Linked DNA regions of Mus musculus: all the other regions are linked to region 3. Evidence: chromatin loops called from intact Hi-C (ENCODE). Cell type or tissue: left cerebral cortex. All regions are shown on one strand.

Evidence for each region. Peaks named below come from ENCODE experiments on the same cell type or tissue, not always from the same donor. Only the 100,000 strongest peaks of a DNase experiment are listed, where the experiment ranks them.
Region 1: a loop joins it to region 3, with 2.9 times the contacts of the local background. A loop is called at or near these places in 20 of 42 quality-filtered maps.
Region 2: it touches region 3 in a loop (2.5-fold over the local background); 5 of 42 quality-filtered maps call a loop at or near these places.

The regions. Positions count from the first base shown.
Region 1 is chr10:13,964,412-13,972,411 of GRCm38, reverse strand. Hivep2 (human immunodeficiency virus type I enhancer binding protein 2) reads right to left here and starts at 6,033. Exons shown (of 9, transcript NM_010437.2): 1 at 5,715-6,033. In left cerebral cortex, CTCF peaks have their summits at 3,180, 6,102 and 7,580; DNase peaks (open chromatin) are centred at 5,993, 6,661, 7,419, 7,656 and 4 more places; H3K4me3 peaks cover 5,771 bases; H3K27ac peaks cover 4,737 bases.
Region 2 is chr10:14,042,829-14,050,828 of GRCm38, reverse strand. All of the region lies in intron 1 of Hivep2 (human immunodeficiency virus type I enhancer binding protein 2), which reads right to left. Among named protein-coding and RNA genes, the nearest start is that of Hivep2, 80 kb to the right of the region's middle. In left cerebral cortex, CTCF peaks have their summits at 2,147 and 3,711 (motif pointing right); DNase peaks (open chromatin) are centred at 2,104, 3,708, 4,508, 5,966 and 1 more place; H3K27ac peaks cover 3,753 bases.
Region 3 is chr10:14,197,278-14,205,277 of GRCm38, reverse strand. No RefSeq gene overlaps it. Among named protein-coding and RNA genes, the nearest start is that of Gm51759, 74 kb to the right of the region's middle. In left cerebral cortex, CTCF peaks have their summits at 4,708 (motif pointing right) and 7,815; DNase peaks (open chromatin) are centred at 4,731 and 5,797; H3K27ac peaks cover 1,559 bases.

The DNA.
Region 1 (8,000 bases), 230 kb after region 3:
CCTATGCCCCGCCCCACCTCACCGCCTCCACTCTACCCTACCACACCCGTTCATTTCTTTTATTCAGCCTTCAAAACTCCCAGTTTTAAATCCTCTCTTCCTTCCTTCTGTTCTTTCCAGTTTTGGAAGCAGGAAGCTTCCACTTTTATTCTTCCAGGACTTGGACGTTTTAATTCTATAGTATAAGTAAGGTTTACTGGTAAATGATACATCTTCTCCAGGCTAAAAAAGAAACCTGAAAGTTGGAGGTAAGTGATGTGTTGTCTTGCAGTGAGGTTGTCTACAGAGTCCGGACTTGAACTGTGGACTGAGACTTACATCTTCCAGTAATAAATAAGATGGAGATTGTGTTAATAAAATGATACAAGTGAAAGGAAAGCTATCCTCACAAGTCTTTGTTTCCAGTTCTTTTCCTTCAACATTATGTTACTCTGACCCCAAATCATAGAAAATCAAATGCTGACATTTGCAGTCATGTAAATAAATTATCTGGAGAACTGTAAAGCTTCATTCTTCACTAGTTGTTGAGAAACACATAGTTCATACATGGCTCCAAAGATTAATTGGTTACTTAACACAAAGACCCTGATTTAAAAAGCTCTGAATTTGTAGTTATTTATCAATTGGATCAATAATACAGGCTAATCCAGCTTATTAGAGTCCCCAAATAAATATTTTTGAAATATAAACTCCGTATGACTACAAATAGTAGTACAAGCTGAAGTCAGCGCATCCAGTGCCATTAGAAACTTCCATAGGGTCAGAACCGATTGACTGATAAACAAACACTACAAAGGAGATGTCTGTTATCCATCTTCATCCAGCCCCAGGACATTCACTTTCCAACAACCATCTTCTAGCCTGGCCAATAACATGGCCATCAAACAGCCTAATTTGCTAGGAGCGGGCCTCATTTCTGCCTGGTTGGATAATCATTCATGCGGTCACAACCTGCCTAGGAGGAGGCCTGACCCTCAAGGTCTGGCCTTATCTTGTTATCGCTTCTCTCTTGCTATCAGCCCTCCACCCCCGTTGGCTTGATTTCAGCCCCAGAACACAGGGACATCTCCCAACCTCATGACAATTACATTGTTCTTTCAAAACTTTCCCATCCTCTTTTCTTTACTTGACTCTTGCTTCCAGACCAAGGTGACAGAAACTCAATCAGCTCTGGTTCAGTTCAAACACATAGCCAACCAAGGCCCACGTTACTGGATCATCACAGAGAAGTCAAATTTGAATGGGGACAAGAAACACATCCCCTTTGTGAAGCTTTAGATTAGGTCACAACAATTTAATGCTAAAATAGTTTTCCAAACGACCTAAAAGCTGTCTAACACCTTTACCAAATACTGATTTTTCAAACTGTTTAAGTTTTACCATAACAACACAAAGGCAGCACCGCTCTGTTGTGACACCAGGAACCAGTAAGAAAGTAACACCATTTCTCAGACATTTCCTTCAAGCACATACAACTTTGTTATCATAAAAGCCTTCCTATCGTTTTTTTCTTTTTTAAAAAAAGACTTATTTATTTTATCCATATGAGTACTCTGTTGCTCTCTAGACACACCAGGAGAGTACATCAGATCCCATCACAGATGGTTGTGAGCCACCATGTGGTTGCTGGGAACTGAACTCAGGACCTCTGGAAGAGCAGTCAGTGCTCTTAACAACTGAACCATCTCTCCAGCCCCTCCCTATTGTTTTTTTTAATACTCTATGTTCACCCACAGTTTCAAAGAAAAACCCTCACGAAAGCATCAGCATTAGTGAAGACCTTCAGTGACTAAAACACACCCACTTAACCTGCACAGTTTGAGGTTCCAGATGAAACCCGAACTCCAGGAAGCAGAGTTAGCAAACTCCCTTGGCTCCTCTCTCTGATGCCACTCTAAAAGTCACAACACCAACATACCAAGGCTTAGTCAAACCACAGACCCACAGTGAATTCACATGCAACTTCGTAAATGAGAAGTCTAATTCTGAAATGTTCAAGTAGAGGTATACAAGAGAGCCACTTCTCCACCTGCAGGTCTGATATAAAGGACTAAAGTAACAAAAAGTTCTCCCTGCATTGGTGTGAAGTAATGTGTGAAAACTGTATGATAGCTAACAGGAGAGGAGCAAGCCTTTCGACCCACAGCACATATCCAACTGCTGTGAGCCACATTCCCAGTATTAGAACAGTCACCACGCCAGGTTACAAATACTTCACATCTAATACTGCGCCACACTTTCACCATGCCAAATATTTTCTACCAGTCTTTCCTATGTTGAAGTTTTCAAAGTAAACTCTGCTAGCTACAGGTACCAAGTCAAGAGCTGAAAAGAAACACAAATAGCAAACTTATTATTTGTTGTTGTGGCTGAAATGAAGTCCTTAGCGCGCGCACACACACACAAAGACATACACACACACAGAGACACAACACACTGCCGAAGTATAAAATAAAATTCATCATTTTACCGGAATAAGCATAGGGCACTCAACCTGACTTCTGAATAATGTCACAGTGCCAACAGTTCAAGCTGACACATGCGCTATTACTCTCCAAGGCACGCCTGCGTATATGTTGTCTTCTGTTTTGTTTCATAGTAACAAGAAGATCTGTAAATGCATCCCATGGAAAGGGAGCTGATCAATCAAGAGATTCTGCTAGGTAACCTTCCAATGTAGCCAAACAGGACCATTTCCTTATGTGACATGTTACCAGAAATAAATTCTTCTTATGGCATTTATTACAGAAATGTTTTATCTATGTCAATACTATTTTGCCAACCCCCCATCTAACCAGTTAAAATATAATCTGTCTTATATTTATAGTATATAACAGTACATATCCTAAATCTGTACTATCATTAATATTGACTACCATCCTCCTTAACTGTCCCAAATCAACTTTAATCTACTTAATTTTAAGCAACTTTAAATACATAAATATTAGTTGGTACTAATAATTAATCTAATAAAATACAATCACTGAAACACATTACAGATGTCAATTGTGTTATGCCCCTCCTATTCTCAAAGCAAAAAAAACTATATTAGATAATTTTCAAAAGAGTCGGCCCTGTACTATTTATTTTATCATAACATTTATTTTAATTATATATACTGTAATCATAATGTTTTATTTTTCTGCACATGAGAACTATACTGCCCACTTCAAGCCTAGTGGTCAAAGAGATTATGACACTCGAAGCACACTGTCCGTCTGTGGATATTGCAGACTCCCTGACTGCTTGGAATAAGAATGCAGTTGTAACCTGATATCACGACTCGTTAGGGCTCCACCAGAATTTTCTCTTAGCAATAAAAAATGAGTTCTACCTTATTCACATGCACAGCGTTCCAGTTTTAATAAAACTGCTGGACCCGCATCCTAAAACTCAAACCCAGCAAGCCCATTATACAACCGTCTTAGGTAACTTGTAACATTGTATCTTGGCATGCCTATAAGACATATAAGCAACCAGGCATTCACAGATCCTAACACATTTATGTATGTAACGATATGTGAATATATCTAAAACAACTTGGTTTGCTCAAGGACAAATAGAATCATTATCACTAAAGGAAATGGGTCTAAAGTTCCATGGCCTTTTTCTGGGGGGGGGGGTACTGAAAATGTAATTAGTATGAATCTTATTAATACTTCAAGTAATTTCTGGGTTTGATTATTCAGGCAAAAGAAACTGCTGAAGAGAAAAAAATAGCCCTCGAAAAGGACTCTGCATTGACAAGAAGAAGAAGAAGAAGAAGAAGAAGAAGAAGAAGAAGAAGAAGAAGAAGAAGAAGAAGAAACAAAAACAGCCCTCCTGTGAGTTATTGAAGTCTTGCTTTGGAAGTGGAAGAAAGTACCAATATAGTTTTTAAATAGAGTTATTTTTAAAATGGCAGAAAAGGAAGAACGAAAAAAATCAGTTCAATTTTTCTATTATAATGAAAGGACCGGAAGCAAGCCTCTCTGTGTTCATTTTAGGCCTAAATAACTGTGCAGAGCATAAGGGTTTTGCAATGTCAGTTGCACACACAGCTTCCTGTGTGAATTCTAAGCCATTACAGGTGTCCTGGGGTTTCCAGTGTAACCTATTATCAAGAGATTCCTCTGGTCGCCTCTATGCTAACCCCTCTGCCCTCTGTTCTCAGCCCAAGCACGTTTCTGCGGGTCTCCTCCAGGCGACTGTATTACAGACCCTTTCTCTTCTCTGCGTCTCCGAGGTGAGAGCGCCCACTTTCCCTTGGCGACGCAAGTCAAAAGCTTTCGCATTCAGAGGACTAGTTCCTGCAGTCCTTTGCACTTAGATGCTTTCAAGTAGGCGACTGAGGAACCACTACAAGAGACCCTGCTTCCCCTCGGTCTCTTCCCCACTGGGAGCCGCATCCCTGCAGCACAACATCCAGAGACCCTCTCCGACCTTCTAGCCTCCACAGAGACTGAGCGTGGAGGGTTGGGGTCGCATTTTCTCCTGTCCTCTGCTGCACTGGATATGTTATGTAAGAGGGACAGGACGCGGGAGGCACATGCGTATAAAGCGCACCGATCTGTGATAACAGCTGGGATGGCAAGGCTGATCTGGAGTCGTTCCCCCACCAAATACGACAGACACATCACCCTCACCACACACACACACACACACACACACACACACACATACATAGACGCTATGTTTTCCTGTCTTAGCCCTACCAGCACCAGACGCACAGAATGGAAAGGAGGGGGTTGGGGGTGAAGGGAGGTGAGAGGTGCGGCGGCAGCAGCACATCTGCTTTGATAGCAGCCAGCAGAGCCGCCGCGGCAGAGAGCCCCTCGTTAACCCCCTTCCTGTGGCTGCACCACGTCATGGAACATTCCCGGAACGGGCCAACGTTCCACCCACTTCAGGGAACAGACATAAAGGCGCAGACCCAGCTCCTCGCGGTGCACTGCCCAAACACACATGTTTCTTCCCGATCCCCCGACCAGAAGCACAAACAAGCATGCAATCCGCCCCCACCCGTCTCCAAGCGCCGGGGGCCAGCCGGCGGCGGCTGGAGCCGCTCTGCGGCCGGTGCACCCGCAAGGCGAGGGCGCCTCCGCCTGAACCTTCCATGGAGACAGTCCCCTCCTTCTTCGCTTCCTTCCTTCCTTCTCTCCTTCCTTCCTTCCTCGCTCGGGAGGAGAAAGGAGTCACAGAAATGCCCAGCGCCAGCGCCTCCGCTGCGCTCGCTCGGCCGCAGGCCGGCAGCCCGGCCCTTGCCGTCCGCTCGCCCGCTCGCCCTCCCGCCCGCACCGCCCCCAGCCCCGCGCCGCGCCGCGCCCCCTCCCCCGCTACTTGACAACGGACCGCCGGCCGCGGCAGCCGCAGCGGTGGCCCGGCGGTGCGCGCCGGTGCACGTCCCTCATTAGTAACCAGGCACATTCCTGCCTCCAGCGCTCCCGCGCGGCCCCCTCCCCCCAGGACATTACGCAAAGCAGCCTCCCCTCATCTGCATAGAACCTCGGCCAGGGTATTCCCCGCATTTCCTAATGCGCCCGACCCCCCCCCCCTTGCTTAGGTCTCCCCCATCCCCGCCTCCTCCGACCCTTACCCCTGGGCCACCAGGAAAGCGGCCGGGGGCGCGCGCCGCGAAGGGGGCGATGGAGTTGGGCGAAGGCGATTTCAGGGTAAAGTGAAACAAGCTCGATCTCTGGTGCAGGCAGGAAAAACACAGAACCGAGGCCACTTACCGAGCCGAGAAGGGACCTAGATTCCCGCCGCTCTGCTCTGCCAGCGGCCGGTGCGCCCTCCACGCACCCCAGGGCTGCACCCAGTACCCAAGAGTCGAAGCGTGGAGGGAGGCTGCTACCCAGCCAGAGGACCTTTCAAGTTGCTCGGGCTCCGGGCAAGCTTCAATGTCCAAGACTCAACTTGGCAAATACTTGTGCCACAGTCACCGAAGATGTCTTTTTTTTTTTTTCTTTTTCCTTTTTCTTTCTCTTTTTGCGGAGACCCTCCTCCACCGGGGAGAGACAGCGCACGGCGGCGCCCCGCTCTCCAGCTCTCCACCCCCTCACCTCCAGCCCGCCTCCCGCCGGCCGCCAGCCTCCCGGCCGCGAGCCCCTCGGGCGGCTGTCAGCTCCCGGCAGTCCGGGTGACAGCGGCCGAAGGAGGGCGCGACGCGGCGGGCGGTGGGGGGGATCCTCGCAGCCGCGGCGGCCGCTCACCTGTAAAGTCACCGCAGCGCAGGAGGAGGAAGAGGAGAGAGAGGAGGAGGGGAGGAAAGCCCCCCGGTGCCCTTGTTCTTGCTGCGGCGGCTGCTCCTCGCCCAGGCTGAGCGTGTCTGGTGGGGGGTGTCTGGTAGCATTTCCTTAAGGACAGAGGGAGGGCGGGCGTGGAGGGAGGGAGGAGGGAGGGAGGCGATCCCCACCGCCAGCCCAGGCTCCTCTTGTCTTTATTTATATATTTATTTATTTTCGGACACTGTTAGGAGATGGAGCCAGGGCGGGGGCCAGGGCCGCTAGGCTGGGGCTTGAGCCGCAGGACCCGGGCCGCAGTTTGTCGGCGTGCGGGAGCCGCAGCGGCCACCTCCCCTCCGGGCTGTGGACGCACCGGGTTATTCCTGGCAGCGCCTCCCCGAACAGAAGTTACTAGGAGGAGTGCGCGGCGAGGGCGGGCGGGGGAGAGGGGAGGGAGGGAGGAAGAGGGAGAGACTCAGCCAGCGACGTCATCGGATCCCCCAGCGCGTCCCTGGGAGGGAGGCTGAACCAGAAAAACCAGTCTGGAGCAGGCCAGCGGGGCGAAGGATGTGCGACCCGGACTGGCCCTGATGCGGGCGCGCGGGGAGGGAAGGTCGCGGTCGCGCTCTCTTGCCTCGGAGCCGAGATCTCCGCTGAGAGCGGGTATCGGCTTGCCACGCAGAAACACTGGCGAGTCTGGAGCGGTCTGAGAATTTCCTACTAGGGTGTGGAAACCTCCTTCGCGCCCATTCCCTTCCCTCTCTAGCCCCCTTTCCCACGTACTGGTTCCTTGTGATCTGTGGGATCCTTACATTTTGCCCGCGTACCAAGGATTTCTCGCCTCTTCACCCTCCAGCTGCACTCACGATTTTGTTAACAATTCGGGTGGTGGTGGGGAATTATGTTGCAGCCCCTGGAGCTCACAGTGTGTTTCACTAGCATTTTCCGTGCCGGGGCGGAAGCACGAAGTTTTCACGAGCTCGAAACGCCCCAATTGCTTTCCCCGGGGTCACTCCCCAGGGCGCCCCGGGTGCACCCTGCTCAGGAAGCCGCCCGCCCTCGTCTGGGTATTCAAATAGGCTAGGGCAGCGGTGCGGGGAGCAGCTGCCGGCTTCCTGGGGGGCCGAGCGGGGGAAAGGGGGCGAGCTGCCACCTCCAGCTGCGCGCTTCTGGTTCTCTGCTAGGGACTGAAATCACACCCAGCCCTGGGAGAGCTGGGCGGGGCTGGGGGAGGGGAAGGGAATCCCAAGCGAGTAGGGGCCGGGACTCTGGCTTCCTCCCCAGCCCGGCAACACCCGGGGGACACCGGGGCTCCCTCGGGCCGTTACCCAGCGTGTGTGGACTCGTGTGCACCCTCAAGGGAGGTTCCCAAGAGGTCGCTGCGCTGGAGCGCAGACACTGGCTTCTGGGCGGTGCCGGCGCCCGGAGCGCCTCCTCCGGGTGGGCTCTCCACGGAGCTCGACCGCGCGCCGCCCACTCTTTGGATTCGAGCGTTCAGGAGCTCCCGGGGCCGTAGCACCCTCTCCCCACCCGCCTGTCCGCGCCGCCGCCCTGCCCGGGGCGGAGTAAACAAGAGACGCACAAGATTTGACCTGGCGCGACCCGGCTTTCTGGCCGGGGTTCCCCCGGAGCAGGTGACTCCGTGGGAGGGGTGGAAATTAGCCTCTGGAATTCCGGGCCTGAGACTTGAACTCTGGTTCTGCTTTAAGGCAGATAATAACTAAGATGTTTTAGGTTTCCATTCACAGTTTTCACAGTTACCGAATGTCAAGACATTAAAAAAAAAAATCGCTACCC
Region 2 (8,000 bases), 150 kb after region 3:
ATTCGGTGCTGTCAGACGTGGAAAGAAGCTCAGTCCTGCACAGCCAGCACCAAAACCAAAACCAAAACCTATCTTACGCAGCTCAAACCACCGTTTTTCTTCACTCATTGTCTTAATTGATTTGGCTGTAAGAAGTGCCTGTTACTCTCTGATATCAACCTATCAGTATACTTGAGAGACTGTCTACACCTGTGTCCCTCTAGATGACTTGGCAAGCGGGTGCCATGACCTCTGTCTCTAGAAATGACCATCTATTCCTGCTGTCCTTGCTTAAGAGCAACAATGAAAAAAAAATACATGCTGCTCTTTTAAATTTTGCAGTAACATAATTATTGGAAAATGCCTGTAATTTTTCCAGGGAAAAATTAGCGTTTACTTTTCCTTTAAAAAATGTTCCCTGGTAGGTTGCCCGTGCTCCAGTGGATGGCCATGCACATATGAGCAATGCTAATTGGACCCAGTGGACTTAAAACCAAAACAAAAGGGCCTGGTGTTGGGAAGAGGGTATGGTATTAGAGACACCCAGGAGGAGAGGAGGGAAGGACTGGGAGGAGATATAACCAAGCACACTGTCCATTTGTACAAAATTCTCAAAGAATAAATATAAACACTCTATACAAATCTTCTTCATGATGAACTGGTTTTTTTCCCTTCTCATTTATTCACTGATTCATTCAACAAACAGACGTACAGTGCTGTGTGGCATGGTTCTGATGCCCACAGATCTCCGAACTACTGAAAACCAACTGTGACTGGTTGGTCCCATAACAAAGGACACACAGTGTCTGGATATTATTTAATGGCATGCTCTCTGAAATTCAAGACCGGAAGCCCCCAGAATAGGAAGTGTCCACCAGGCTAATATTTCATTTCTAACACTATCCAATGTCTCGGGGCAGCCTGAACCCAACTTTAAAATCATCAGTAAGGTGTTCTAGAAACTTTCCAAAGGAAGTAACTGGCTCAGCACTCTCACAGTCTCGCTTTGTCAACTGTGCCTGTCTACAGTGTCCATCTTGACAACTTTAGAGGGAAGGGAGAATGCACACAGGATAACGGGAACTCAGACCGTCTAGGGTCCAGGAGGAGGGGTCTCCTGGTGTGACACACTGGAGATTCCCATTTTCATCATTTGACGTACAAACAAGGACTTGGGGGTTTTGTGCTTCTCTTGTAACTAACCTTTTCTTAGTTTCATCACAAATTTGTACAGCATAGGTGGTCTGCTTTCTTTCTCTTTAAAGCTGAACTTGTCTGGTTATTTCTTACAGTCATTGGTCGTTGGGATCTCTATTCACAGTGACTATTCTTTTCTTCTCTTGGCAGACTGTGCATTTGGTAAAGATTGTGCTCCATGGCATGTCCAAATGGGATCGGAGGAAATATTTGCACGCTTCCTCTATTCCTTAGAAGAGGAGCAAGCCACAGCTGTTTCAATCTGTCAGCTCTCTAAGCCTGGGATGAAGGGGAAGGCTCTGCCCCACAGAAGCAGGAACTCTGACCTCGCTACCAAGAGCATCTCCCTGTAGCATTATGGAAAGCCTCACTTGTAATGGGTACCAGCTGGTCTATGCCACCTGCTCGCCTGTCTCTCATCTCCTCATCTTATTTAAAAAGAGTCACATTCCCCAAGTTCACTTTTATATCTAGCATTGGAAATCTGGACTGTTTCCCCTCTAGACGAATGTCACAAATGGTAACTGGCACTCGAAGCTACCCCTCCTAACGCTTACATAACCGGATTTAGAATTAGCCTAAGGCAATGTAATAAGAGTACCACAGAAACTGCCAACCGCGGATGGCACAGTTTCTTGCCAGATCGCCAAACTGAGGACTTGAGTCAATAGTGTATAAAACAGTCTTCCCCAACATAGGCCACAAAAGACCAGGAAGAACTATCAAATAAGCAAACATGTAAGAATAGCAAGACGCATTGTCTGGAGGCGTACACAGTGACCTGGCACTGCACTGACAGGGACACTCTCAATGGCTCCCGTCTTTGTCAGAGGCAGCAAGGTTGGTCCAGTTACTGGCAGCCACAGGGGGAAGAAAATTGAAAAGAAGAGACAGAAGAATTAAGTGAGTCAGAAGCATGGGCAGTCCTTGAGAAGGAAGTCCCAGCCTTTGGGAGAGGGGGAGAGGGAATTCCTGCCACAAGCCAGCAGGGGAAGTCCCCTGATAGGGATTGCTACTCACACAGTCACAGACTAGGAACTGGAATACTCACTATTTAGAAACTTAACTCTCCCCACCCTTGCGTTCCTACTTGGATCTTAAGTTCAGGCTTTGTGCTGCTGATAAACGTCTGGTTGGGGCTGGCAGATGCACAGGCTTCAGATTTCTTGATAGCCTATGGAGGCTTACAAGTGCAGACATTTTGCCTCCCAGGGGACATTGAGCAAGGGGCTCCTTCTGACTGTTAAGATTGGCAGGAGAGTAGGGTTGGGCTACTGTCATCCACTGGGTGGAGGACAGGGATGTTGGGAAATATTTTGCAATGCACAAGACAATCTCCCTACTGCAAGGAGTATCAACTCCACCATAAAGATATCACGCTTAGCAAAAAAAAAGGCCAGCCAAAACCAACGTACTGTTCAGACTCATCAAAGCGTGATACCTGATCTTTAATTAAGGATATGAAATTAAGGAGGCTGGCAGAGTACTCATCAATGTGGTGTCACCTGGATAAAAGTGAAGTTTTCTCTGGCAGGAACTCGGCATTCCTATGTACAGAGAAAGCACACCACAGCTGCTTCTTAAGTGTGTCCATAGACAACAACTGTGTTCCTCAGCCAGCTTCAAATGACAACCAGGAGCAGGAAGCAAACTCCAGACGGGCTGGATTACAGCCAGTCAGTATTAAAGCAATTAATTCTCCCCAGCAAAGGTCTTCCTGGGCCACTCTGCCACAAATGGCTACCTGACCCAGGCAGAGAATGTCAGCTCTCCCTGACCCCCTGTCTCTAGCTGAGAGTAGGTCACCTCCAACTTCCTTCACCAAGTCTCATCCAGCAGGAGGGGGCCTGCTTCCTTCTCACAGATAAGGAGGCAAGGATATGGATCCCAAGAAAGAAAATGAAAGTGAGCCGGGAACCAGGCTCCTACCATCTGCAAGGCAAGACTGCAGAGCCAGCCATCCCCTCCACCCTGACAGACAATGAATTATCCCACCCCCTCCACCCCTGCCAGAGAGTGAGCTATTCCACCCACCCCTGCACCCCTGCCAGACAATGGGCTATACCACCCACCCCCTTGACACCTCCACTCCTGCCATTGAATTATCCCACTCTCTCCACCCCTCATAACCCCTCCACTCCTGCCAGGCAGAGGGCTATCCCATCTACCCCCTCCACCTCTACCAGGCAGTGAGCTAACCCACTCACCCCCTCCACCTCTGCCAGACTGTGAATTATCCCTCTACACCTGCTCAATAAAGTCTCACACTTGAGAGAAAGGGTAACAGCAAGATAAGTTTGTGGTCAAATGATACAAAACTTTTGTGTTTACTGATCCTTTGGTGGGGAGCCCAGTATTGGGAATGACAGATGGGGACACTTTGCTCACACTATGCTAAGAAAAACAAAAGACATTTTCCTAAGAGTTCTCCTGAGTACTTTTTTTCTTTAAAAGAAATGTCTTTAATTTTAATTATGTATGTGCATGGCTGAGTGTGCAGATATGAGTGAGTGTAGTGCCCACTGAGGCCAGAAGAGGGCGTCAGATTCCCTGGAAGTGAGTTAAGAGGTGGTTGTGAGCTAGCTACCCTACATAGATCCTGGGACTCCAGTCCTTTTCCAACACCACAGCCCAAGTTTTTTATATTGTGCTCCATTCATAGGCTTAAAGGGAGCTGTCAAGATGGGGTAGTGCCGAAGGTACATTCTTAGGAGCATGGAAATAATTTTATTATATTTTTAAACATGAAAATGTACAGAAACCACCATGGAAGCGTGTACAAAGTGAATGCAATACCAATCCATTTTTTTTTTCCTGCCACTTCAACATTATCATAATGCCCCAGGGCTTTGTTTTCCCCACAGAAACACCAGATTTTAAGATGCATTTGAAATCTGAGTCTTGATAAAACATGTTTGTTTGCTAGTTCTGTTGTTAGCTTTTTTCCCCCCAGTAAGGGCTGGCACTTTTAGAACTATCTCTCATCTGCGTTTGAGTGTACTCAACAACTATTATCTCATTACTTTACCACATCCTGGGAAGGGCTAAGTGGCAGACAGCATCCATCCACTGTCCTCCCTTTTCACTAAGAAGCAGCAAGGGGTTAAAAAACCAAGACCTTCATACTCCCCAGATCCACTTAACTGCCCTGGCCAAGCTGCCTCCAAGGAGAGGAAAAAATATCTCCTTAGATCAGAATGGAGACAGGCTTGCTGTACAGTGCCCTTGTGTTAAACCTAAGAGACAGATGCAAGACGCTTACTCCTCTCTCGTGGTAAATAACTCCAACATGACTGATGCTCCACAGAAATCAATAGCAGGGACGATTGCCTTTTTTGGAACTGCCTGGGCAGTCAGCTGGAGAGGGGGCACTGCTAATCCCAGGCATGCTGCCTGGATCATGCACTGAAAACAGGCTTCACAAAAGAGAAGGGCGAGTAGCTTACTTATTAAAGAGACAACTGTAAAGTCTGATACAAACAGGCAAGCGTAAAGCCTCCACTACACAGACCCAAAGCTTGGCTTGGCAACCAAAAAAAAAAAAAAAAAAAAAAAAAAACCCAAAACAAAACAATAAGCAGTTGAAAAAGTCTAGCCCCCCTTCATCCCTGAGATGACACCGCCACTGAGAAACAGTCTGCAGAGAGGGCTGGTGGAGATGGGCTCCCCAGTGACCCAGAACCCACAGCAGGAAGTAGAGGGGAAGCCTCCTCCGCCTGTCTGACACTAACCCAGTGAAAGACTGCAGTGGAGACCATGGGGATTTCTCCTTTTGCTTTGGTTCTGAAGCAGCCTACACTTTCCTCAAGGCCAAAAGTCTAGCTGACAATTGCCTAAATCGTGTTCCCCAAGGTCGTTCCTTTCTGCACTGCCCACCAAGGCAAGGGAATCCATGTGACCTTGAGGAGGATGAAAGTCATTTCTGACCCCACTTTTAATTCTCAACTGATTTAACTGAAACCAGACACTGGGTGCCAACAACGAGAAGTTTAAAACATTGTACATGAAGCTTGGGCTGATGAGCAAGTCACAAAATGATATATACTAACACCCAGTGCTGCCTGTCAACTTAAAAATTAAAATAAAATAAAATAAAATAATGAAGACAGAAACTCTATCAGCTCCTTTACAACAAACAGGCCTGGTTCGTTTACAACTCCTGGAAATAACTCTGGGTCGGTCAAATGTTCTTATTTCATATGTTCTCACCGGCTTTCAGGACTGGGGCACATTGTTTCCCCAAACACCATCCGGCCATAATGACCAGGTTACCACTGATAATTATGCTCGCCTGTCTATAGGTTTGTCAGCTAAATGAATCCACAGACGCCCGTCATAATGAGCAGAATTCAACTTCTGCCACAGCTGGGCTGACCACATCACATTAGGAAAACAAGCTCTTTGCAATAACCAGTTCTGGGCATCACTGGTTAAAAAAGACTAGTTTCCTGTTTTTCTCAAAGACTTCACAATGTGGGTATTGCTATTTTTTACCCCACCCACACTTCTTCTCTTTAATTGCTGAAGATTAGATGCTGTAAACACCTAACCATGGGTAGTGTGTGTGTGTGTGTGTGTGTGTGTGTGTGTGTCTGTGTGTGTCAGGTGGGGTTTGTCCATTCCTAGCCAAGGCCTCACCTTGGCTGAGACAGGACTTGGGGATTCGGCATGAACTTCCCCGCAGCCTCAACTCAGAAAGCTGACCTTGGAGCTGGGCCTGAGCTAGGGAGGTGCTGCAAGCTCTGTGCTAGGTCCTTGTAGCTGACACCAGAAATGGCAGTTTGGGGGAGAAGACCACTTACAAGTGGAATTGCAACTCAGGTTTGCTAAGCAAATCCCACAGTTAAGAGTCTGGTTAAAAAAATAGTTACGAATCTATTTTTAAAAAAAAAAAGCAAGTATGAAATGCCAACCTAGCATCTACTTATAACCATGGAGAGGCGTCCTTCTCCCTCACTGGAAAAGGCTGCTTTCTTTTTCCAGGGACGTTTAAGGACATGTTTAAGGTACAAAACAGCATGGCTGCTCTGCTTGACCCCCACCACCTCAGTCAAGACCCTGTTCTAAAGTCAATTCCTCCCAGACCCTCCACAAACTTACAGGGGGCGTGTGTGTGCACGGAAGCACATAGCTGCATTTGTGCATCCCTGTCTGTCTGTCTGTCTGTCTGTCTGTCTCTCTCTCTCTCTCACACACACACACACATACACACATACACACACACACACACACACACACACACACACACACACACACACGTGAATGAGAAGGATGATCTGTGTCTGCCTCCTGGGGGAGTGGGGGAGGGGTGCAACAGAATGTGTGCATCACTGAAGCCAGCAGCCCCCCAGGCTGAGCCTAGGTAACAGCAAGCAATGGGTGAGTACTTCCTGAGCACTCAGCCCGGCCTCCAGCCTCCCACTCCGACTTCCGATGACCTGTGTCTCCCCTCCTCTGCCTACATTCTGGTCACCACGTCTCTGGAATCCCTCATCCTGCGTTCCTTTGCATCTGCCTTTCTCACAGACCAAGAGCTCTGAGAGGTTGCATGCGGCAATAGCCGCTCAGCAAACACCGGATGATCTGTGACAGGAAAGTCACTTTTGACTGACAACTTTGGAGTTAGTCAAGTACACAATCTATTTTTTTTTTAAATCTGGAAGAAAAAAGTCACAATTAGGAACAGATTTCTGCCTATAGCTCCTTGATCTAATATTGCGACTTTGAAGCTGTTTTTCTTTAAAACTTTTAAAATGTTTTCTTTAAAAGTCAATGAAGACAGGGGACTCCAGGGGAAATTAAAATCTTCGTTTTGAAGGAGTGAGGAAAAGTGGAGGTCCCAGTTTGAATCTTCAGAGCCTGCAAAAGACGTCAAGCACAATTTTGGCTACTCTAGAACTGGGATGGAGGAAAAATGGAAGCAAGCGCATTCATTCTCTTACTCTAGCCTACTCTACAAACACTGGGTTCAGTGAGAAACCCCATCTCAAAAATCAAGGTGGAGAGTGTTGAGAAATGTCAACCTCTGGCCCACGTGCATGCATACTCACACACACCCAGACATACACACACACACACAGACATACACACAAAGACACACACACACATACGCAAACACTTGCATGCTTACATGCATGCACTCACACACACACACACAGACATGTGCATGCATAAACACATACAGACATACACAGAGACATACACACACACACAGACACACACACACACATCACACACACACGCACTAGAGAAAGTGAAAACAGGTTTCGCCTTCTAAGTTATTTTAAAGGAAAAGGGTTCTAGCCCTTCAGATCTTCTGTATTTCTTTAAAATGGGTAAAAAAAAAAAAAAATCTAGGTCTCAATCAAAACACACACATATTGATTCTGAGTGACGCCCACTCATGTTAATCACAACCAAGAAGAGAAACACTGTGAAATAGGCCCTTTGTGTGGATAAATATGAAGAACTTCCTGCCCGCCTCAGGAATTTTTTAACTGCTTGTACGTATACTCATGACATTTTATGACTTATCCACTTCTGGGACTTCTACCACTGACAGTTAAGTAGGATCTACCCTTGACAATTTCTGAAACTTGAATAGGAGAAACAGAAGTTGTTACCCGCCATTTCATAGAAGACTTGGCTGTATTTTGAAGGAAAGTGAAACTCTGTGAAGACTCCATTTGCATACGTCTGCTAACTGGCAAAGGCCACAAAGGAACCACCTACCAATTAGTTACCAATGAGGCAACCAAACTCAAGCATTCAAACGCTGAACCCAAGCCTCAGAGGACAGCGATGGGCAGATGATGGCCTCTGCT
Region 3 (8,000 bases):
GCACCAGAGGGATCTGGAAATGTTCATGAGAGGATCTGGAGTACAATCAAAACTGGTCCCTGGCCATGTTGTGCACATAAATGGTGACATTTGTCTACAACTCAGATGATTATTTCTGTAATTCAGAAAGAGAAATGAAATGAAAGCGTACACACGTCAGACTGACATGTAAGCATTTCTCAGTAGACTGAGGCAATGGGTTGAATTTAACACCTATAAATTTCATTTCTTCTTCAGATCTTAATCTAGATCACATTTCTTCTTAAAGGCCTCTCTCTGTCTCTGTCTCTCTGTCTGTCTCTGCCTCTCTCTCTCTCTGCAAACATTATAAGATAAAGAAGGGGTCTTTATCCACCCTTTTGCATGTTGCTATATACTTTTTCAGCACCATGTTTCCTCATTTTTGCATATTCCCTTTTTTGTAAGAAAGGACCTCATGTAGCCAAGGCTGGCCTCAGAATCACATTGCAGCTGAGGGTAGTCTTGAACTCCTGAACCTCCTGCCTCTACTTCTCAAGGCCGAGGATTGCAGATGTGTGTCTGCATGCCCAAAACTCATGGTATGTTCTTAGAATTCTTCTCAAATATTCTTCAAGGAAACTTAAAATAGCACTGCCATGCGAGCTATTAATTTCACATCTGATTTTTTGTCCACCAGATTTACAGATTTGTCATTTTCAGAATTATTCACAATGTCCAAGACACAGGATCAACTTAAATGTCCATCAGGGATCAGACAGAAGGCAATGCAGTATATACATGGCATGAAATACCATTAAAGCTTTAAAAAGAAGAAAATCCTTCATAAATCACAACATGGGTGAAGCTGGAGGTTATCATACTAAATTAAATAAGGCAGTCAAAGAGGGCAAAACCTGCATATTTCTACATGTATGAGGTATCAAACACAACCAAACTCATACATGCGAAGATTTGTGTAGTGATTTCCAGAGTTGGGGGAAGGAGGGATATGAGAAGCTATTGGTCAATGCTTAAAGGACTAGGTATGTATAGCTGAACAAGCTACCACAGCATATGATACAGAACTATAAGCTCAAGGCAATTAGAAGACTGGAGTTCATGTTAAGTTTTCTTAACAAGCACACACACACACACACACACACACACACACACACACCACCACCACACCACACCACATCACACCACACCACACCACACCACACCACACAAAAAGGGCTTGAGCAAACTTTTTGAATGTAATGAAGCTGGGTACCACCTTAACTGTTTGATGAGTCATTAGTCCAAAAACATGTTTGGTGCTCAGAAAATTTTACTTAAATATATGCAGCTATTATTTACCATTTTATATCGAAAATGGATTTAAAAAGTGAAATTTCCCTTTGCAGCAGATGGAGATTATTACACCAAACCTCAATTGGTCAAAATGCAGAGATTGGCTGATCCCAGAGTGACCAGCCCCAATGGCTACAGACAATACAGGTCCTGCATCAAAGGCTCAGAGAATGTTGTGGGAGAGAGAAAGACTTCAGAACCAAAGATCTGGGAAGTTTGATGCAAGATTGTCTCCTAGAATTGGTAGGGAAACTGCACCCACAGTACCTCAGCCATATGGCTGCCTGAACAAAACCTGCACAATAACACCAATAGATACACCATTGTGGAAGGGGGTGTCTCCTGGGGCCGAAGACGGGACTGCAGGAAACTAAGCAATGCTGACACAGAGAATCAGTCCCCTGAGGGCTGATCACCCCTCACTGGTTATTCAGTACCAAGTAGTCAGCCCTGAAATCGTGTGCACACAACGTTCAATAAATATAGCAGGTTGTATTTCTGTGTGTGTGTGTGTGTGTGTGTGTGTGTGTGTGTGTGTGTGTGTGTGTGTAACAATAATAATCAAAGAGAAAGAGGTCACAAATATGAGAGGGAGAGGACATGGGAAAGATTGGAAGGAGGAAAGGAAAAAAATAATGCAATTATATTTTAACTAAATTTTTATTTTAAAAATTGTTTAAAAAATATAGATTCCCGGAGGCATGAGCGCCTCTTCGTGGTTTTGAAAGCTAACCTGGGGAAGAGGAGTTTGGTACCTTACCAGCTGTGACTTCAGAGGGCAAACAACAAGGAGAAATTTTGTATTTGGTAGAAAGAAAAGGTCCTACTAATAGAACTATTTAGAAGTTAAATATGCTTATATGACATTTAAAAGTGGTGCTGTAGAAAAAGTAATTGACAAATGAAGATCACTCTAACGTTAAATTATACTCAATATGCATTTTCAAAATGTAAGTGTTTGTACTTTTGCTCTCAACACATGAGCAGATTCTAGAAGATGCAGGAACATCATCCCAACTGTCAGTGGGGCTTGACTCAGGGACAGTGGTAAAGAGAGTCCCAATTTCAATTTTACACTTCTACGCTTGGCTTCTAAAATTATAACAGTGAAGGCAAATTATTTTTCTAACAATAGAAAATGCTTTACAACAAGAGATGGTTGTACTCTTGACTGGAGATACTTAAGTAAAGTTGCTGGTAACTCACAGAGATGCCAAAGGAGGAGGTTATAGAAAGGCAGGTACTATGACTATTCTATAGGTACTAACTCCCTCAACTGATACTTCTGATGGTCAAGACAATAATCTGGTAATTAAAATAACTATAGTTTGTTAGCAGACTCAGAAATCATCTGCTCTGCCTATGAGTGCCAATATTGACAATGCTGTAGATAGTAAATGCAATGCTGGTGGGATTGCAAGCTGGTACAACCACTCTGGAAATCAGTTTGGTGGTTCCTCAGAAAATTTGACATATTATTTATTACCTGAGGACCCAGGAATACCACTCCTGGGTATATTCCCAGAAGATGCTCCATCATGAAATAAGGACACAAGCTCCACTATGTTCATAGCAACCTTATTTATAATATCCAGAAGCTGGAAAGAACCCAGATGTCCCTCAACAAATGAATGGATACAGAAAATGTGGTCCATTTACACAATGGAGTACTACTCAGCTATTAAAAAGAATGAATTTATGAAATTCCTAGGCAAATGGATGGACCTGGAGGGCATCATCCTGAGTGAGGTAGCCCAATCACAAAAGAACTCACATGATATGTACTCACTACATGGGCAAACAAGAGATGCAAGTTTAGAACAGCCAGTTCACTCAGTGCTACAGGAAACAGCCTGCATCAGCATCTTCCTCAGTCAGGCTTCACACTCACACACTTGGTCTCTGGTCTGGGACACACACTCATCCTCTGAATTTTCACCCTGTGATCCACACTCATCTCCTCGATGTCTGGCTTATGACACACATTCACTAGATATCTGGCCTGTGGGATAGCCTCCTCCACTTGGTCTGTGAAACGCATGTATCCACTGGATGTCTGGCCTGTAATACACACTCACTGGGCATTTGACCTGTGATACACACTCATCCCTTGAGTGTCTGGCCTATCCCTCAGCACCACAGCCCATTTCTCATGGTAGAGCTCACAGTAAGCATCTTTCACAATAAAATGACCCATCACAATGAAGATTTAAAAAAAAGAAAAAGAAAAAGAAAAAGATTTTCAAATCTCTCTTGACATAACTTTATCTTGAGTTGAAATTTTCACCTTTAGTTTTCCAAAGTATGTAATACTTTTTCTTTAATAGTGTGTGCTGTTTCCGTAACACTTTGGTTTGTTCTTTCTCTGCTTGGGAAGTCTGGATGGTCTCACACAGAGTGTTTATGATGTGAACTTCAGTAGAAGTCAAAAGAAGAAGAACCCTTGGCCTTAAGGAGGCTCTTGGGTAAAAGGTCCAAGGCCAAAGAATATTTATCATGAATGTTACAAGATGCCAAGTTCTCCCTAGTTATGATAGGGAGAGTCCCTTTATGATGCCCCAAGACCATCCCAACCCTTTGTCCTCTGCCCCCTCAGATTCAAAGTTCACTCTTTACAAGGAGATCAGACATACTTCTGAGACAAAGCCTACAGCAGAAAGCTGCCCACTCACTTTACAGAGATCTCCTATATGGCCTGCACTGTGAGGGACTCAGAGAAGGAACAAAATGGTACAAAAGCTCATTTGCCTGCAAATAATAGATGAAAAAAAACTACCCAAATAATCTTAAGGTAATATATGGCTGGCGATGAGCCACTCACTGCTACAAGCAGTAAATTCTGCTGGTAAATTCTTCTTGGGTTCTGAAAACTTAGCTAGCAACCTGAAAGTTCTTGAAATGAAATGAATTCGGGGAACCACTGTACAGTGGCTGAGGACTCCTGGAAGGGTTGGCGGAGCCACAAAGGCCCTGCATGAGGGGAGCCACCGCCATGCATGATAGAGGAAAGAGTCATCCATGGACCAGCATCCTCTACCTCCCTTGAGACTGTAATAAAGACACAGAGGTGGAGGGCCCATGCAGAAACAATCAAAAATCTATACGTTCACCAGGTCCCCTGATGATGGCAGGCATGCTTTTTAAGTCTGATATACTCTGATTTACCCAATGACAGCTCTGCCTCCTTTTTTACAGCTTGGCCCTGAGCATATCAAGGCAATTCCCTTCTTAAACAAGTGTAGCCTGAAACTCTCACAGTTGCTAATCTAATCCATTCCTCAACTTTAATCTATTTTTAATTTATCTCTCCTCTAAGTCTCTCATTCATCAAAGAGGGTAATTAAGAATGGACAGATTTTCAGTATTAACCCTGTGACCCAGGAAATATTAAGCATCCCACACTAGGGGGCGCAGGAAGACAAAAATTTGGGATCATCTAGGCTAGGTCATCTCCAGAAGAAATTTCCCAATGGCATTGCTTGGAAGAATTGAGAGTTATTAGAGATTATCTTTATCCTCATGAGCCAGGTGGCCCCCAGAAATTTGCCTCTTTTTTCGTGCTCCACCCTAAGACATTGCCTGAGACAGGCATTCAAGTGACCCACAGGTCACAGGGAAGGAAGAATCATGGCTTTTGTCCAAAGTCATACCCTCTTAACATGTGCTTCATATTGAGTCAGGTTGTACAGCTTAGAATCTTTGACGCACAATGTTCTTTCTTTAGATTTCCGAATTTCCAACATTTCAGATGGCCTCTTCTTTAAAAAAAAAACTATTAAAAAACAAAAACAAACAAACAAAAATAAACAAACAATAAACCCGTATGGCTGTGTGCATGAGGGTGAAGAATCCAGAGATGACACTGGCAGTTATGGCTAAGTTAACTAGACAGATTCATGTTTCCATCCTGTAAGATTCCTCCTCTCTCCTGGGAAACCCAGTCCTCCTGTATGCTTGTGCTTCACCTGGTGGCTGGGAAGGCTAATTTACCAAATCCCCAATGTCTTAATGTTTGTCACATGCAAAGTAATCACACACACACACACACACACACACACACACACACACACACAAACAAACACTACTGCCACATCTGGACAGGGACTTACAAACTAGTTTTTGAAGTCACTGTGAGATCTTCAGCATTGCAACAGGCTTCGGACACCTAGACGTTTTGATCTCAATGAGGGCCTTTTAAAAAAAATCACTGTGAGTGAATTTATTCCTCTTCAGGCTCTACCCCCAAGTTTTAAAGTTTTGATTCCCGCATTGGTGTGAAATCCTGCACTTAAAACAAATTGGAGCCCACTCCAAAACAGAATTGAAATGATTTCAAAGAATGACAGAAAAACATTTCTTTTGGCAAGGGATGACAGGAAGCCAGAAGGGATGGAGAAGAAATGCAGTGGCGAGCGTAAGCAGTGAGAGCCCTTCTCCATATGCGCGGCCATCAAAAGAGTCTTGCAATCCCGTATGTCGTGTTTGCAGGACACAACTCTGTCTGTTTTGCTTTTTGATGACTCTTTCTAACTCAGCCCCTCCCTCCTGTCCTTGCTGCATCCCTCTCCACTCCTGTGATATTGAAAACTGCTTCTTATAAGGGAAAAAATGCAAGGGACCAATGTACAAGTGAGAAGGCCCAGGGGTAGGTACCATGTGCTGCCAGTCCCACAGGAATGTGGGTCACCATGACAGTGATTGGCACAAAGTACAGATTAGGTTTCTTTTGCCTAAAATTTGAAAGAAATAATTTCTTTGGGCTTCTTTTTGTAACAAATGTTGTGTGAACTATTTTATGGCGTGGTTCCATGGACCTAAAATGAGAGTGCCTGTCGTGCACACCAGCAGTGTTTCCCATTTCCACTGGCCTCCCACCAGAAATATATTCAACATCTATGGCTTTATTAATAGTATTATTACTAATTACCATGTGGGGTGTTCTTCCTGCATATATGTCTGTGTACAGCATATATACCTGGTACACACAGAGGTCAGAAGAGGCGTTTAGATTCCCTGGAACTGGAGTTACAGATGGTTGTGACTCACCAAGTAGATGCTGGGAATTGACCCTGGGTCCTCTGGCAAAGCAGTCAATACTCTTGACGTTGTTGATCCATCTCTCCACTCACTCCAGCATCTCTGGCTTTATTGTCATCAGACAGTATTAAAACCATTCATCCAGTGGGCTTCTCCTCTGCCATTCTTGCTTCAGTTCAGGGTGTAATCCATTGACACTGAACACACAAAGTAGGGGTCTGATAAGTTATTTTATGCTCTCTCTATATACAGACCCCACCATGCCCTTTACATCTGGGAGAACACTGGTGCTATTTGGCTCCTCCCTCAGTGCTGAGAAATGTTAAAGTTTTTATGAAAGGAAGACACTCCTTCCCAGTGAGCCAAGAACACAGTTTAGCTCTCTCACTTCTTTAGCAGTTTAAACTCAGTTTTCATTAGGCAAATTGTTCGCTGCTGTTAATAAGAACTGTGCCCGCTTTTTCCAGAGTGGTCATATATGAAACTGAAAAGCTTCCAGTGTCTAATCCAGATCTCATGTATGGCCAAGAAGAAAGGAAAGACCATTCCAACCCAGGCAGTGACACAGGGAAATAAGGTTTAGAGAGCTCTAAAGAGGAGTGCACTGACTAGTTCTGTGTCAACCTGACACAGCTGGAGTTATCACAGAGAAAGGAGCTTCAGTTGAGGAAATGCCTCCATGAGATCCAACTGTAAGGCATTTTCTCAATTAGTGATCAAGGGGGAAAGGCCCCTTGTGGGTAGGACCATCTCTGGGCTGGTAGTCTTGGGTTTTATAAGAGAGCAAGCTGAGCAAGCCAGGAGAAGAAGCCAGTAAAGAGCATCCCTCCATGGCTTCTGCATCAGCTCCTGCTTTCTGACCTGCTTGAGTTCCAGTCCTGACTTCCTTGGTGATGAACAGCAGTATGGAAGTGTAAGCAGAATAAATACTTTCCTCCCCCAAGTGCTTCTTGGTTATGATGTTTGTGCAGGAATAGAAACCCTGACTAAGACAAGGAGGACAGGAGCAAGGGAGATAGCTCAGTTGGGAAAGTGCTCACCTCGAAAACATGCAGATAGGACTTCTGTCCCCAGACCAATGTGAAAAGAACAGCATGATATATACTTGTGGTCACAGTACTGATGACAAGGCTCAGTAGGACAAGAAGCTGAGGCTCAGTAGACAGCCAGATTTAACTATTGTGCGTTCCAGTCCAGTGTTGGCCTACCACAAAATCAAGATGAGCTGCCCAGAAATAACACTAGAGGATGACCTCTGAATACAGAGGTGCGGCAGAGGAAGAGGGTGAGAGAGTGAGAAGGACAGAGAGACAGATAGACTGACTCAAAAAACGGGGCTATATGGAAGAGACAGAGAAAATGACCTGGGTTAGATGAACAGTTTGTAGAGCACCCTGAGTCTAAGTGTGGATTATGATACTGGTGTCATAAGCCACTGGAAGTTGGGCAGTCAATCCTATAGAGGGCGACAATTCAGTGAGGGATGCAGTCCTGATTACAGCAACAGAACTCTATCATAAAAAGTAATGTCTTTTGAAAGTCCCTTTGCAAGCAAGTACCGGAAATCCAGTCAAATAAGCCCAGTCGACGAATAGGAAATTATTGGAAAGAATATTGAGTCACCTTCAGAACCCAGCAGCATGAAGGAT